2 separate regions of the Homo sapiens genome follow, and region 2 is linked to region 1. Evidence: chromatin loops called from intact Hi-C (ENCODE). Cell type or tissue: PC-3. All regions are shown on one strand. Region 1 overlaps ZNF407 (zinc finger protein 407). Region 2 overlaps ZNF407 (zinc finger protein 407).

Region 1 (2,500 bases):
CCTACATGGTGTTCAACCAGCTCTACATAGGTTAAGCATTTTTAATTAAAATGAAATGGATTTATCTCATCAAACACAAAAGAATTTTCAAAGATAAAAATGAAATCATCAAAATCCAATCTTTGAAAAATAAAAATCTAAACCACAATGATATATTTACGTATTATGAAATCAGAAAGCAAGCCCAAAACACACCAGTATTAAGTTATCTATGTAGTTCATCTATTTCAAAAAATCCATGAGCTTTAAATACCCAGAGAATGTAAATCTGGGGGAGAATACCAATGTCCACTCACATGTCCCTAGATGGAATATAAAAAAAGTGAAAACACACCATGTGTATACAATAGATTTTAATTACACAATCTGAAGAATATATATATAGATAGATATATAATGTTTTAAATTCCTTCAGAGATTTACATTAATAGTTTAGAGAAAGCTAAAATATATATTTACGGATATTTAAGCCAAAGTTAGTGACTATCATAGTTGAATAAATGTCTACTTGGTTTTATGAGAACACTCCAAGCAAAAAATCACGTAACATCAACCCAAGTCAGACACTCCTAAATATATTTTAATTAGGAAGAAACAATTCAGGAATATCCCCAATCTTAGAGTTATTCTAATTAAAACAAAAGTAGGTTGAAACAGTTTGTAAAGAATTATTTTATGGTTATTTTTAGATACATCATTTCTAGTAATCATATTGAGCATTTTACACATCACAGTTTTTCTTTATTTTAAACCCAACCCAGTATTCATCTAGGTAGTCACACTCCCTCTAAGAGTTCTTTACCCATTAAACCTGTAAAATTTGCCATCCTATATCTATGTAAATAGTAGTTAGGAAAATATATGACATCTACTGAACAACTTTAAAAAATAAAGACGAAGGCCAGGCGCGGTGGCACACACCTGTAATCCCACACTTTGGGAGGCCGAGGTGGGCAGATCACGAGGTCAGGAGTTCAAGACCAGCCTGGCCAACATGGTGAAACCCTGTCTCTACTAAAAATACAAAAATTAGCTGGGCATGGTGGCGCATTCCTGTAATCCCAGCTGCTCGGGAGGCTGAGGCAGGAGAATTGCTTGAACCGGAACCCGGGAGGCGGAGGTTGCAGTGAGCTGAGATCATGCCACTGCACTCCAGCCTGGGCTACAGAGCGAGGCTCCGTCTCAAAAAATAAATAAATAAATAAATAAAGACAACTGCTGCTTCTATTGTAGTGATGTTCAATTGGAGAAGGATGTAAGATAGCAATAATATTTTCAGTTCCACATGAAGAAGAGAAGGGAAAGGAAGGGAGAGGAAGAAAGGGGGAAAGGAGGGAAAGGAAAGAGGAGGAAATGGAAAGAGAAAAAAGAAAGGAGGGAGAAGAAGAAGAAGAAGAAGAAGAAGAAGAAGAAAGGAAAAGGAGAAGTAGAGAGCAAGAGGCTGAGAAGACAGGGAGGAAGGAGAGGATGGGGAGGAATTCCAGGGACACTCCCTGACTCCCCCTCGTGGTCACGCAAGCAGCAGCACTGCAGACCTCCCAGGGTGGACGACAGTATTTGATGGAACATGGAACAAGTACAGCGTAAACACTGCTGCTGCAGTGGGGTATAAGAAGTGATTCAGACAATGCCGAGGAAAGAAAGCCAGGAACCAACGTGGAGGTGAACACTTTACAGCCAGTTAGTTCTCTCTCAGCTCTCATCTGTATAGTTGAGCATACACCATCGCAAAGATCAATGAGGTAGGAGAGCCCATCCATTAATACCTGTACACAACAGCAGGGCTACAGGAGACGAATGGTTAAGTAACCAGGTTTATCACATCAAATCTCACGCTCAAAGCAGTTTCCCTTTTCACTCTCTCTTTTTTTCCCTACACAATAATGCATTTTCTGGACAAACAGAAAATGACACAAATATGTGTATTATGCCATTAATCTGTTTTTAAGAAAGATGAGTCAGAAAATTCAGCAGTGAAATCACCTGATTTTAAATCTATTTAAGACTCCTGTGTAAATTATACATACTATACAAAATTTTCCTTCTACTATCATTTTTTCATAATTATACAAAAAATATTTCAAGAAATTACCCTCAATTTTAGTTTCCACGGGCTTGAACTAAATCAAGAAAACTGTGCCTTCCACTGTAGATACAAACAACTATGGAAAAATAATACGTAAGCAAACAGGAAGACTACACAGACACTTAAATTAAAAAAAAAAAAAAAAACTAGTTCAACACTTGGCTGGAATTACTTTATATTAGTAAAATAAAAACACACCTACAAACTCAATAGGGAGAAAAATAAAATGTTCATTCAAAGGAAGTATATCACAGTAATAAGCAATACAACACAGTATTAAGCACAGTAATAAGCAATACAGGATAACAACAATGGCATTTATTCATAAAACTTAAATTATTAAATTCACCTAAAGGGATATGTCAAATACATTAAGTGATGGGATTTTTTAATCTGCCTGATTACATAAATATC
Region 2 (2,500 bases), 150 kb before region 1:
CAGCCTGATCAACATGGAGAAACCCCTGTCTCTACTAAAAATACAAAATTAGCCAAGCGTGGTGGCACATGTATGTAATCCCAGCTACTCGGGAGACTGAGGTAGGAGAATCATCTGAACCTCGGAGGCGGAAGTTGCGGTGTGCCGAGATCGCGCCATCGAACTCCAGCCTGAGCAACAAGAGTGAAACTCTGTCTCAAAAAAAAAAAAATGTGAGGTGCTGTGGCATACTCCTGTAATCCCAGCTCTTTGAGAAGCTGAGGTGGGGGATCGCTTGAGCCCAGGAGATCAAGACCAGCCTAGGCTAAACATAGTAAGACCTCATCTTTTATTTTTTAAAAATAAAACAATTAAAAAAACCTTACATCAATGTATGTGTCCGTGAGTATGTACTGATACCCAGAAATGATAAGATGATCATTAAAATATGTCCACATACAAATACAATAAAATCTGTGGGGGAAATAAGGGATGTGAGTTCAAGAAGAAAAACAAATTTTCTGACAGTTAAAGAACTTATTCATGTACTTTTAAATGAATGGACGGTGGGAATCAAATCATCATGGTGTTAACATTCTATTGGATACATTTTAAAGTGGTACAAATATTACTTTACTATGTCAATTTTTATTCTACACTTGAAATTATATCCTGTCCAACTTCTGTACTTAGGATGAAAATACTCAGTTGCCAACAACTGGGGCAGGGGATACAGAAGTTTGAAATACTATCATAGGGGAACTTGAGCACCATACTATAGCATAACTAGTGTGACTGTTCAAAGTCTTGCTTGCCCTGTGAAAACCTTCCCATGAATATCCATGCACAACGAAGACTACCTCCATGACTCTCGGGACCCTGCTCATGTCTCTTTACAAGCTGGCCTGTATGTGTGTTACAGCCACAGGACCCTCCTTCAGCACATGCAGCCCAACACTTTCAGTTCCTAATTCAGTTTCACTGTACTTTCTGTTCCCTCCACCTAGAATACTCTTTAATGCTGCCTTTCTCATCATTCACGTTCCTACTCAGCCTCAGAATACAGGGACTCTCTTTGCATTACTTCTTGCAAATAATGCAGGCTAATTTGCCCGAAAAGCCTTAAAAAGGCTTCAGAGGTGCCTACTGTAAACAATCTATCTACAATCACCTGTTGCTTCCCGTTATTATCTCCATGGCATCTACTGCTTTCTGAAATTATTTATGTGCTTCTTCACTTACTTTCCAGTTCTGCCATAACAATGTAAGCTCTATGGGTAAGAAGTGTTTATTTTGCTCACCACTCCATTCTTAGAACCTAAAACCATGCCATGCCTGAGAAAATTTTTGCTAAATTAATCATAGGTGTGAGGTAAAGGTGACTCATAGTCCTAGAATAGCTTCTACATGTCAAGCACTCTGCTGGGACACTTACTCAGTCTCACTCTATTTACTCCTTATGAGAATTTTCTAAAGGGAGTATTATTCCTTATATTTTTAGTTGAATAAACGGAGTTTCAGAGGTTAAGTAACTCGGACAAATTGCATCAGTTAATAAAATGGAGGTGACAGGATTTAAACTCAGGTACTGGATCTTAATCATCCTCTGCTAGAGCTTTATCCACTATGACATGTTGTCATTTTATTTCCCTTACAGTATTTTCATTTATCATCTTGTTTGATCCTCACAACAGTCCACATCTTATCATATCTGCTTTCCAGAAAATGAAACTAAGGCTCTGAGAGTCAAAAAGCTATGTCCATGGAAATAAAGCTACTTAGGGACCAACTGGAACTCAGGTCCTCCACCCCTGGCTCTCGCCTTCCTCCTACAACCCCCCATTGGCATAGGCTAAAGCAGAGATTGGTGAATTACAACCAGGTTGACAGGTGAATCAACTTCCCAACATATCACACTGTGCCACTGTCAAAAGCTTGAGAGTTTACAACTGCCACAGACTTTCTGAGATAAGATAAAGACAATCAACATTAGCCATACTAAGGAAAACCTAAGTAATCCTAAGTAAGGGGCGCGGCCTAGCCAAGGTGTGGGCCTGCAGTCACAGCAGGCCCTGCGCCATCCAGCCACTGCTCCAGATTTGGCAGGAAACCTAAGTGCACACGTGATGGCTTGGAGTTCTACAAAGTATAATCTTACTCGTTTAGTATTATTTTAAGATATTTTCCCAAGTTCTAGTGTATAAGGATAAATCATTTAAAAACTCAAGAAAATTTTTAACAAAAAGAGTTACATCACTAGGAAAAAAATGTATTGGAAATAGTAAAGTCTGTAGAATATACATCCATAAGCTCTTCCATTAAACAAAGAATGAAAGAGGACGAGTCGAGAAGTCAAGTAGGAGTATCTCAATTTTCTCACACAACGTAACATCTTCATTTGCTTGCACAATGCTCAAATCTGTCTTAAAACAATGAACAATGAATGACTTCAAAACATTATAATCAGTTCCAGTTAAAATTGCAGATATAATTTATACTGACTCTTGTCTCTACCTATACC

The links. Hi-C counts contacts between places; a loop is a spot of excess contacts. Peaks named below come from ENCODE experiments on the same cell type or tissue, not always from the same donor. Only the 100,000 strongest peaks of a DNase experiment are listed, where the experiment ranks them.
Region 2: it touches region 1 in a loop (6-fold over the local background); 5 of 110 quality-filtered maps call a loop at or near these places.

The regions. Positions count from the first base shown.
Region 1 is chr18:74,656,815-74,659,314 of GRCh38, reverse strand. All of the region lies in intron 3 of ZNF407 (zinc finger protein 407), which reads right to left. Among named protein-coding and RNA genes, the nearest start is that of ZNF407, 60 kb to the right of the region's middle. In PC-3, a CTCF peak has its summit at 1,521 (motif pointing left); a DNase peak (open chromatin) is centred at 1,504.
Region 2 is chr18:74,805,729-74,808,228 of GRCh38, reverse strand. The region is part of intron 4 of ZNF407 (zinc finger protein 407); the gene reads right to left. Among named protein-coding and RNA genes, the nearest start is that of ZNF407, 210 kb to the right of the region's middle. RefSeq lists enhancers at 1,051-1,100, 1,085-2,284. In PC-3, no CTCF peak of the experiment used is centred here; a DNase peak (open chromatin) is centred at 1,318; H3K4me3 peaks cover 905 bases; H3K27ac peaks cover 2,020 bases.